2 separate regions of the Homo sapiens genome follow, and region 1 is linked to region 2. Evidence: chromatin contacts called from ENCODE Hi-C or POLR2A ChIA-PET data. All regions are on one chromosome and are shown on one strand. Each heading gives the region's core, a stretch centred on a gene start or an enhancer-like site at or near the end of the contact. The rest is flanking DNA. Distances are from core to core; before and after follow the strand shown.

Region 1 (5,974 bases), core at 3,365-5,864, 130 kb after region 2:
ACCCAGGCATTAGGCTGTCTGCCAGGATGAAGTGTCCCATGAAAGACACACTATAAACATTCATGACCAAATCCCTAGAGCCCTGGCAGGGCAGGGCTAGAGTTTTTACCCATGCTCTTGAGACAGACCTCAAGACCAAATTAGAGGAAACTACAACAGAGTCCTAGAAGGCGAAACAATCTGCCAATCTGCCACAGCTGGGGCTGGCCCCCAGGACTCCAACTCCACACATCAGCCCTGGATTCACACCTGCCAGGGAGGCAGGTGGGGGCAGGTGGGGGCAGGTGGGAACCCACTCGGGTACAGTGAATAGATGTGTGAATTCCCTCACATCCCTATGGGCTTTTTCTCAGGCTCTTCACCCATCGGTGAAGAGAACGTTTTCTCGAGATGTTGTAAATTCCCTCCCAGTCTGTGTAAAGATTTCCCTTGACACCCCCCAAAATATGATTTCTATTTTATATTGACTGTTTTCGAGCCTAAAAATGACCGAATGTAAGCGGATGCAGGAGTTAGAGGGGCGACTTCTCAAGCAAAACTAATTAGCTGCCATGCTCGGCAGACTCTCCAGACATGCAACCTCTGCAGCCTCCCTGCACTCTTGATGGATTTTGTCAGCATTAATTTTATGTCTGCCTGAACTGTCTCCCTGCATCTGGGAGGGCCCAACACCCCTTCATCAAGCTCACACTGATGTGACAGAAACGGTGGGGAGGGGAGACAGGGTAGGACTTCCTAACTCATGGGTTGAGGGGGGGCATTGCGTCTGTTTTCACAAGTTCCCACAGCGGTAGGAAGGGAAGCTTGGCCCACACTGCCTCACATTTATGAGAACTGAGCTGTGTCGAAAGCTATTCCTGCCTGCTAAAGAGCTGTTTAATCCCATAAAGATTTTAAAAAGCTAAACTACTTAATATTTATTTTTGAATAAATATTAAAGTACATTTCTGAAAATAGAAGCTGATATTTAATAAGCCCATACTGTGGGCCAGTGTCAGGGGTGTTCAAACCACAGTAACTCCATCTTGAACAGGGGCTGGGTAAAATGAGGCTGAGACCTGCTGGGCTGCATTCCCAGGAGGTTAGGCATTCTTAGTCACAGGATGAGATAGAAGGTCAGCAGAAGATACACGTCACAAAGAACCCGCTGATAAGACAGGATGCAGTAAAGAAGCCAGCCAAAACCCACCAAAACCAAGATGGGATGAAAGCAACCTCTGGTGGTCCTCACTGCTTATTATACATTAATTATAATGCATTCACCTGCTAAAGACACTCCCCCCAGCACCATGACAGTTTACAAGTGCCATGGCAATGCTAAGAAGTTACTCTATATGGTCTATGAGAAGGAGCCCTCAGTTCTGGGAAGTCCTCGCCCCTTTCTCAGAAAACTCATGAATCATCCACTCCTTGTTTAGCATATAATCAAGAAATAACTACAGAAATAGCCCACCAGTAGTCCTCGGGGGTACTCTGGACCCCCAAGAATGGAATAGCCATTCTTGTTTCTTTACTTCTCTAATAAACTTGCTTTCACTTTACTCTTTGGACTCACCCTGAATTCTTTCTTGTGCGTAATCCAAGATCCAGATCCCTTTCTGGTAACACCAGGGCCTAAGCCCTGACCTGCTATGTGTTATTTAATCCTCACAGCTATCCCATATCTTGGTTTAATTATCCCTGTTTTTCCAATGAAGAAACTGAAGTACAGATAAGTTAAGTTGCATCAGATGGATTCGAGCCAGCCCAAGCCAAGTTGTTTCTGGGTAAATGTTAAACTGGTCCTTGACAGGATCTGAGTGGAGAATGTATGTCAAAAAGAGCCTGAGACACAAATTGATACCTTTTAATCAATTCCACGTGTATCTTCATCGCTCCCATCTGATTGGTCCTGTAAACCAAAAACTATCTGAGACAGGTCTCAATCCATTCAGAGGTTTATTTTGCCAAGGTTAAGGATCATGGCCTGTGACACAACCTCAGGAGGTCCTGAGAATATGTGCCCAAGGTGGTTGGTTACAGCTTGATTTTACACATCTTAGGGAAACAGAAGTTACAGGCAGACATAACTTGGTTTGGCCTGGAAAGGCGGGACATCTTAAAGAAGGGGGCGGGGGGCGGGGCTTCCAGGTCACACGCGAATGCGAAGATTTCCTGATTGGCAATTGGTTGAAAGAGTTAAGCTCTGCCTGAAGAGTCCAAGTCAGCTGAACTAAGTAAGGGGTGGGGTGGGGTGGGGTGGGGTGGGGGGGATGGTGGGTGGAAGCCAAGGTTCTTATGTAGATGAAGCTCCAGGTAGCAGGCTTCAGAGAAAATAGATGTGAAGGTCTCTTATCAGACCTTAAAAAGTGTCAGACTCTCCTGAAAAGACCTAGTTAGGGAAGGAGATTCTCTACAGAATGTAAATTTCCCCCGCAAGAGACAGCTTTGCAGGGCCATTTCAGAATATGTTAAAGAAATATATTTTGTGGCAAAATACTTGGATTTCCTTCAGGGTCATAGGATGTTATACCAGTCAGGTTGGAATTTGGTATGTGTTGCTACAAAGAGTCTGTTTGGTCCATCTTAAGAGATCTGTTTTAACGTGAATGCCAGTCAGTTGTCTTTAAACTCCAAAGGGAGGAGAGGGTAATGAGGCTTGTCTGGATACTGCTCCCTTCTCATCATGGCCTGAACTAGTTTTTCAGTTCTGAACTAGGTTCAGGTTTTTTTGGGATCTTCTTGGCCAAGAGAGGAGTCCATTCAATCAGATGGGGGACCCCAGAATTTTATTTTTTATTTTTTGAGGCAAAGTCTGGCTCTGTCGCCCAGGCTGGAGTAGAGTGGCGCGATCTTGGCTCACTGCAACCTCCGCCTCCTGGGTTCAGGAGACTCTTCTGCCTCAGCCTCCGGAGTAGCTGGGATTACAGGCGCATGCCACCACGTCCAGCTAATTTTTGTATTTTTAATAGAGACGGGGTTTCGCCATGTTGACCAGGCTGGTCTCGAACTCCTGACCTCAAGTGATCTGCCCTCCTTGCCCTCCCAAAGTGCTAGGAGTATAGGCGTGAGCCACCGCACCCGGCCCTAGAATTTTATTTTTGGTTTACAGTACAAAAAGATCTGCAGTCAGTGTTCTCACATCTTTTTAATCATTCATATTGACTTAATCAGGTTGACAAAATCTCAGGGTTGGTCTGGGATCATTCACAAATCAGAATTACTCAGAGAAATTTTCACAGCAGTTGCAGCAGCACAAACTCTAACGCTGATTTAAATTAATAACTGTTATTAATGAACAAACTTGAAAAAGGAATTTCATATAGAACATTACATTTCTCCCTGACACTACCGTATCATAAAAATTAAAAATGATATAAACATGTTTTAAAGTCATAGTGGTAGAACCAGCCACACTACAGTGCGGCATTGTTAGAAGTTCGCTCTCAAGTTGACTCAGCTTAGTAAAGCAAATTGTTCTCTGAGATTTCAGCTTTGGTTAGTCCTCTTTGGCTGACATGAACATTATGGAGTGTTAACTGTGGTAGCAACACATAACCAAAAAGCATTCTTTTTAAAATACATCTAGAAGATCTCAATGACCTGAATAAATCAATACAATGTTCCTAGTGACAGTCTCTCTATACTGGGAAAACTTTAACCCCGCAGCTGAGGTATTATCAGTTAATGCAAAGTACGTTGCTTGAACCTGATTTCCACCCATGCAGATATCTTCGTACCTGGGAATTCTTGTAAATACCAAAATAAAATCTTTATCTTTTTTGCTAATGAGAGTAAAAGGCACGACTGTAAAATATACATCTTGATAGAAAAATATTATAAGGTTTTAATTTTCTAAATACCAAGGGTTAACATCTTACGATTACCCTTTGAAAATAGGGTATTTTGGAACATTTAAAAAGTTCTCAAAATAAGTACAAAGCTTATTCACATTTTTACTAAATCCAACACAACTTTCACAAATGGCAAAATGATTGCCTCTTCAAAGCAATGCAGCCTAGTTTTTGGTGGGTTCTGGTCACTGCTTAGCTAAGTCTTTGTTGGGCAGAGTCCTGGCTCCACAGTCTCCTTCGATGGGCTCCTTGATACACGAGGCTTCATAACATGCGCTCTTTGAAGAACCATTTCTGATGATCCGAGTTGGTGCAGTCTCGTAAGAGTGGAACGAAACTGTCACTCGACTCCTTCCTCGCAGCCTGGACACATTTCTTGGACTGTTCGTGAAATAAAGATCCATCCTACAAAAGATAACAGAATGACAGGCAAGTCATCAGAAAAGTCTCTTTTTCCTAAAGACATGTTTTAAAGAGATCAGGGTCTGATTTTTACCATTTCAGAAATATTTATTGAGGGGTAAGTGTCTTCCGTGTAACGCAGCAACTCAGGACTGTCCCGGGGACACAGCACCAGGCTTGTACAGGCTGCGTCCCGCTTGCCTCTCACAGGACCGATGGTGCCACCTGCTGGCTGCTCTGGGCATGTGTCATACCCTACATCTCCCTATTGCATTTGGCTTCCTTCAGGGAAATCAGGAACAAAGATCCTTTGTTTATCTCTTTCACTCCTCTTAGGTCAACTCATTCCGTGCAGGGTGATCTCTTTCTCTTAGGTATTTAAACAGAGTGTGGAAACTTGGCTGTAGTCCCAGCTCAGCCACAGACCAGATGGATGAGGAAGCCAGTCACTTGGCCTGAGCTACTCACCTGTCACACATCAGAGAATCAGTGGGTTATATGCCTTGTGCCAATTCCCAAACCCCAAAGACGATGGTCTTCTTTAATGACCTCCTGCTTCTCTCCTTTCTGCCAGCCCTTGCTCAATTATCTCAGCAAGTCTCTCTCTCAGGCCTGGTGTTTATCTTTTCCCTCTGCCTCTCTGTTATAAGCTGTATGCAACGAACTTAATCATGGCTGAGCAGCAAACAGGCAGAGTGAATAACAACATCAGTGAAAAACCTTTGTGATGTGCTGTTCACTAAATGGAACTTTTTTCATTCAAAAAAATCCAAACTCATGTTTTGTAGAATCCAAGAAATGACATTTCAGAGGTTTTTAGGCCTACATAAGAAAATACAAGGCTGGGCACAGTAGCTCACGCCTGTAATCGCAGCACTTTGAGAGGCTGAGGCAGGTGGATCACTTGAGGCCAAAGAGCTCAAGACCAGCCTGGCCAACATGGCAAAACTCCATCTCTACTAAAAATACAAAAAATTAGCTGGGCGTGGTGGCGGGCGCCTGTAGTCCCAGCTACTCAGGAGACTGAGACAGGAGAATCGCTTGAACCCAGGAGGCAGAGGTTGCAGTGAGCTGAGATTGCACCCCTGCACTCCAGCCTTGGTGGAGCAAGGCTCCGTCTCAAAAAAAAAAAAAAAAAAAAAAGATCCAGCCCTAAGAACTAAGCTTTCTATTATGGTCTAGTGAATATAAGTGGGGACATTTCCTTCAGAATTCACATATGTTTCTGTTCAATATATATTTGTTTTATATATATATATTTAGGGCATGACTGATGAAATATAATAAATCAAGCTGTATCCTTTTCACATATGAATCAAAGTATTAAGCGTCCTGAAGAAAGGTAAAAAATCCAATTCAGTATCCTTCTTCCCAGCCTCCTGAACAAACTTCCTTTTCCTTAAATGGTCACTGAAATTTAAGATAAAATTTTTGATATGTCAAACTGATTTTATTGTTTCTAGTGTCCACTACCATTCCTTGAGGGCTTACAATGGCTTCTGGTTGGGAGAAAGATGGGAAGAGGAGGACATTCAAGAAGATCAGAGACGTCTGGGGTGTGCAGAAGTATTTTTCCTTCTTATTTTCCTGTATTCAATAGGTAACACCATGGTGTGTGGCTTTTCTGGGCAGCCTGCAAATGTCATTGCTAGTGACAACATTTTTCTGCAGGAAAACATATTCCAGCTTTTAATCATCTTTAGAATAAACCCATTTATAAGCAGTATATTGGGAGTGAA
Region 2 (5,830 bases), core at 2,142-4,641:
CAATCCAGTAAAAAGCTTTTCCTCTATTTCCTCTCTCTTTCCTGCTGGGAACAGGAGGGGGAAGCCTCTTTCTGCTCGGAAAATTCCTGGTGCCACAGAGAGTAAAAGCACCAGAGCTTCACATCCTGTGGCTTGTTTCCAAGTGGTGTCTCTGAGGGATCCAGGGCCAGGTTAAGCGTTCAGGCGACACAGGGAGAAGGGCCTGAGAGGCTCCCACTCAGAAAGCTCATTGCTTAAACCAGCCTAGTGCTTCCCATGGCCAGTAGATCCAGGCTTGCATGTGGCAATTCTGGGAATTCTTATGCCTAGGAGTCTGCTTAAAAACAAAAATTCATGAATCTATCCAACATCCTTGTTTTCTAGACAGGGAAATTGATGTTCAGGGAGACTTCCATGGCCAGGAGGCACAGCCAGGAAGCAACAGATGGGGCAGCCAAGCAAGGGTGGACAGAGTCTTGGTACCACGAGTCCCAGAGCTGGTGCCCTCCCACAGCCCCGACCACTCCAGGTCCTGGCCAATGGTTGGTCAGCTGGAGAGGGGGCAAAGGAGGCAGCCTGCAGTGGAGAACATCCTCTTCCTTGGACACAGCTGGGATGAGACCCCTCCTTTGCCCTTTACCAAACACAAAGCCTTTGGGCGATGACTTCCTGGTGATCAGGGGAGGTCCCTGCCCACTTCCCATGTGGGGATTCAATGAGACGACAGATGGGAAATGCAAGGTATAAGCTTAACAAAAACCAAAGTCTGCAAAAAAGATCCCTTCCTAACCCTCCCACCCTCCATCCCCCTAGACCTCAGCCATTCAAGACAGGACACATGGATAGGCGCTGGCCCGCAGGCCTTGTTTCCACAGAGTCCGCCAAGAGGGAGGCCAGCCATGAATGTAGAGCAAGCCCAAGTCAGCCCCAGCAGCCCAGCTCTGCTCTCAGCAACCCCCACCACATCCTTCCACATCCACTGTCCCATGGCATGGCGTGGTAGGGGACGACCCCTGACCTGGAGTGACCCATGCTCACTCGCGGCTGCGCCTGGGCCTGCTGGCTCATTTCCCTTTGGCCTCCAGCAGGAGGGCCACCTGTTTAGGCAGCCACCAGGGAGGGGAGGAGAAGCCAGGGAGCCAAGACAAACAGGCCCAGCAACTGGGTCCATGGGCTTGACCTTGGATGGCTCTGTGCTGGGCAAGAAGGGAGGAGGGTGGAGATCACAGCTGGTGGGAAGACATCCCACCATTTTGGAGGGGACTGGGGACTGGCGTGGAGCATGCTGATGGAACTCTGCAGCCTGAGGATTCTTGGAAGCGGCCCACACTTATCCCCAGATAATAATACTTCTCTCAGAGGACAGTTGTGTGACTTAAATAAAATAATATACCTAAAATGTTTAGCACACTGCTTAGCACACAGAGTGCTTAATAAATGGTAGCTGCCATTTCTTTCCCTATTATTATTACCCTGCTATTTCCCATGCAATTGTCATACTGGAAAACTCAAGGTATCCTGAATGGGTCCTACATTTTACACCCTTGAGCCTTTGTGTATGCTGTTCCCTCCACTTGAGGAACTGCTCCACACATCTCAGGGCCCAACTTCAATGTCATCACCTCCTCCATGAAGTCTTCTTGGATTCCCCCACCAGGTAGTCTGGGCATTCCCGCTCCTGCACTTGGCCCTGACTCTATGTAGCATATATGGCATTATATGACTAAGGTGTTGGACCCTACCATCTTGGAACCTCCTTAAGTGTAGGAACTGGCGTCCACTTCTCCCTGTCTCCCCCACACCCAGGCTCTGTCCCTGAGCAGGTCCTCAGGAAGTGTTTGCTGGCTGAACTAAATCCTAGGCATTCCTGAATTGAAGGTGCCAGGCTCACAGTCTGAGGCCCTGGTGAGAGTCACTGAGGTCGGGCTCCAGTCTGACATCCAACAGTGACCTCACTGCATGCCCATCCATCACCTGAAAGTCCACGTTCCCTCCCATCTCCACGATGCTGGATCCACTGGCCCAGAGAGCCCATCTGGGAGGCATGAATCCATGGGGCAATGAGAGACCCAGGGAGGGGAGGAAGGACTCAGGTTCAAGACTCTGTCTGTGACCTTGGGCCAGCTAGTCCCCCTCCCTGATCTCAGTTTTCCCATCAGAGAGTTAGACCAGATAGACTCTCAGAGCCACATCCACTGTGATTTATTCTATGTATTTTCACTGCCTTCAAACACTTCCTGGGGCTGCATCTGACCGGTCTTATTCTCTCACTTCATTAATGCTTAGAGATAGCTTCATTTCCAATGGGGGTTTTCAACTTACTTTTCCAATTCATGAATTTGATCATATTTCTAAAGCTCCCACATTGTGCCTTGTGTAGTGCTGGAGACATGGAGCTAAGCCTGGAACATGTGTGCTCAAGCAGCTCACTATCTAGGTGACCATTAGTAGTCATCTGCTCCTATTACAAGCTCCAAAGCCTTCAATGGCTCCCCAGTGCCTTCAGCATAAAAGCAAAATTCTACTCGAGACACCCTCTGCTTCATCTCCTCATTCTCCCCCCGTGTCTTTGCCTTCACTCATGCTATTCCTTCTAGTGACATCACTCTTCCCCATCTTCTTACATCTAAATCTTTCCAGTCAGGCTCAGCTGCACCCCAACACACGGGGGCCCCACTCTCACTCTGCAAAAAGGGCCAAAGTCATCCCCCCTCCTCTAAACATCCACAGAGCCAAGGGGATGCTGTGAAGGAACGGACACAGGGAGAGACAACCTGAGCCTCCCTCCCTCAAATCTAGTTCAGACTCCTAAGTGCAGTTTTGGGGTGGCCCCTCCTCAGGGCGCAGAGAGGAGAAATCAGACGGTTTCAGAGACAGAGGAGGCAGAGGAAAATCTGAGCAGTCAGGGCAGGGTGCGACTTTCCTCCCAAGGGTCCAAAGCCAGTTTCCATGGAAACCAGGCAGAATCCCAGCCATGAAGAAACAAACAGAGCAGGGTTCAGGTTTTCCTTCCACACAGATGACAGCGATTTGGCCAGAGATGAAGAACAGGAGCGAACTCTCACCTCTCCTCCTCCTCTCTGCCACAGGCTCAGGGACATCATCTGGCACCTCCCCTACCCCGCTGGGCCTCGGTTTCCCCTTCCGTGCGATGGGCTGGATCAGTCCTTCCATCTGTGGGGTCCTGAAGCAGTGCCCGGGACTAGCCTGAGCTTTGGAGCCTTGCCTCCCTAGAGAACTGTAGCTGGCTTTGCAAAGCTCCCTCTCACAGACGATCATCTGGGACCTGAGCCCAGCGCTAGCGCTAGTTAGCATTTAAAGCCAGAGGAGGCTAAGGAGCGTTCCTCGCTCCAGGTGAAGGAGCGCTGCGGATATGTCCGGACGGAGGCGCGAGGGAGGCTGAGGACGCCCCGGGACCGTGCGCGGCAGCGGCTCCTGGCGGTCTCTACGGGAACTGCGCTTCCACCAACTGCAAGGAAGGCTTTCCACCTGCGCTGTGAACCGGGATCCCAACAACAGACTCAAAGCGAAAGGTCTGTTAAGGGACCCAAGAGAGCAGGTCTGAGGCCATGCAGTGAGTTTGGCCAAGCCAGGCCTAGAACCCATAACGCCTCCTTTCCCTCCTCTGCTGTTTCTCTGCACCGAGTGCTGGGAAAGGCTGAAGGTGCCCCTCCTGGGTTTCTACCATTCCCACACACGCCTCTAAAGACCGACGGCACACTTCAGTCAGCTTAAACGGGGCCACGGTGACTCCTGCAAGCGGGTGGGTGTATTCCCACTGGGGGGCCGGGGCTGAGGGGGTCCAGATGACCCTATACTGCCTGTGGCCTGGGGCTGGACCAGTAGGATGAGGGTATGTAGGGTAAGGTGGGGGGACTGCCCTTGGGACCCCAGAAGGGCTCCTCTCACCTGAGTTTCTTGGCACTCAGTCCCTGGGGAGAAGAGGAGGTGCTCAGTCCCCCTCCTCTGCGCCTGCAGCATGGGGGGCAGACCGTCGGAGAAGCCACGTGTCCCTCCTCCTTGCCCTTTGTCAGCTTGTCCTGCCAGCAAGTTGGGAGGGTGGGGTTCTTGCATCTTCTGGGACGGTTCTTTCCCTTCCCTTTGGACACCCCTACAGAGAGGTGGCCCCCAAGGACCCTGGGTATGTCTAAATCACATCTGGCATGTGACTTCCCTTTCTCCCACCTCCCTGGAGGGACAGGAGTTCAGCAACCGCAGACTGTGTGGGACAGTGCAGCTCACCACCTGGGGAGGAGCTTCCTACAATGCTCACCCATCCAAAGCCACCTGGCTTCCACCTGCTCATCTCCACTCACGGCCACCTGACCATTGCTGCACAATTCGAAGTCTTCGGAAGTCCTTTCTCATGTTGAACTGAGGCAACCGCCCCTGCAACTCCCACCCACCTGGCTGGGCCTAGCTCTCTACCCCTCTGAGACCACACACAAGTCGGCCTCAACTTCTACATCCTGACCTCTCAGATGTTGCATGGGGTGGTGGAAAGGGCCTCAGCCTGCAAGGTGGACTCTGCCACCAACTTGGCATATGACTTTGAGCAGTCCCTTCCCTTCTCTGAGCCTCAGGTTCAATATCTGTCAAACTAGAGCCTTGGACTAAATATTTTCCAAAGGCCCTTGCCAGGTCTGACAGCCTCATCGTCTGCCTCCTCCTTGTCTCCCGCCAGTGTTTCAGTTTTTCTAACCGCCCCTAACTGCCGGTTCTTTCAGTCCACAGCCTTCAGGCCTGGAAGGAATGACTCCAACAGGGGCCGGGACAAACCCAGCCCTCCCCACAGACTTCCTTGTCTTTAGCCAGCAAGGCCTGGCCAGAGGCAAGGAGCACTGTGCTCAGGAAAATGTCACAGCTCTCTGCCTGTGTGGAAACTCAGCCCCACCCAGGCTGGAGTCTCTGGGGGCTCCCGTTTCCACCTGACTCCCTTTCTGAGGAAAATGAACACAACACAATCCACGGTGCCTGAGGGTTTATCTGCACCCAGCAAAGGTGCGAGAGGTTCTTAGAAAAACCTATCACCCGATGCATTTCTTAAAAAAGAACTGTTTCCTTGCCAGGGAAAAAATCCTGGATCAACTTAGAAAGTAGACCTGGCTCGGCCACAATCAAAGACCCTATTTTTCTGAATTACAGAAGAGCATTTTTCTACATGTAAACTTAGAACGCCTCCTTCTCTTTTCCGGTTTTCATATATAGCATAGGAATTTTCCTGTTCAATGAAGTTACTGTATAAGCTCTCCTCCCTCTCTCTCTCTCTCTCCCTCTCTCTCTTTCTCTCTTGCTCTCTTGTTCTCTCGTTCTTGCTTTCTCGAGCCTCTGACCTAAACTGGAGAAGACGATTTGAGGAAGCCTGGAGCTGGGGTCCTGGCTGAAGCTTGGTTTTCCTGGCCAGCAGCTGAAAAGCACTTAGCCCAGCAGGAAGTAATCCTCACCTGTCCAGTATCCTCTTCTGTTTCCAAAGCATCCTCTTACCCGTTCCTTCTGCCAGGAGGCAGGCAACGCAGGGATCATTCTCTCATTTTGCAGAGTAGGGAGTCAAGCCCCAGAGACAGGAAGTCACTCACTCAGAATCCTCGGTGCAGCAGCCAGCACTGAAGATGTGAAGCTGGGCTCTGCCTGTTACAGCCCATTGCCTTTCAAGCTTTCCTTGTGGCTCTCCCAGGCCCAGCTGCATACTTCTGTGTTCCCTCAGTCCCCCTCCATCCTTCCTCCCAGACACCCTCATCTGTCTGCAGTCCAGTGGCCAGTTCACCTTGCTCTCATATGCTTAGACATGGGCCCTGGGCATGGACCATGCCAACTCATCTCTCGGTCCTCAGCACCAGCACAGAGCCTGGCA

Evidence for each region. Hi-C counts contacts between places; a loop is a spot of excess contacts on that map. ChIA-PET counts read pairs that join two places held with the same protein, here RNA polymerase II (POLR2A). Pooled maps may share reads with other maps.
Region 1: a map of CD4-positive, alpha-beta memory T cell shows a loop between it and region 2 (15-fold over the local background). The contact joins two enhancer-like sites. A Hi-C loop is called at or near these places in 17 of 168 maps with a recorded cell type or tissue (CD14-positive monocyte, CD4-positive, alpha-beta T cell, CD4-positive, alpha-beta memory T cell and 13 more), 28 of 37 single-sample maps with no recorded cell type and 24 of 50 pooled maps. POLR2A ChIA-PET finds 5 or more read pairs at or near these places in 1 of 52 experiments (K562).

Annotation. Positions count from the first base shown.
Region 1 is chr9:98,847,216-98,853,189 of GRCh38, reverse strand. It overlaps GALNT12 (polypeptide N-acetylgalactosaminyltransferase 12), which reads right to left. Exons shown (of 10, transcript NM_024642.5): 10 at 3,109-4,238. The coding sequence ends at 4,098. Among named protein-coding and RNA genes, the nearest start is that of GALNT12, 43 kb to the right of the region's middle. RefSeq lists an enhancer at 4,249-4,543. Within about 2 kb of position 4,614, at least 5 of the 41 ENCODE cell types and tissues checked have a DNase peak (open chromatin) inside an H3K27ac peak, as active enhancers do.
Region 2 is chr9:98,972,677-98,978,506 of GRCh38, reverse strand. The region is part of intron 2 of COL15A1 (collagen type XV alpha 1 chain); the gene reads right to left. Among named protein-coding and RNA genes, the nearest start is that of COL15A1-AS1, 31 kb to the right of the region's middle. Within about 2 kb of position 3,391, at least 13 of the 41 ENCODE cell types and tissues checked have a DNase peak (open chromatin) inside an H3K27ac peak, as active enhancers do.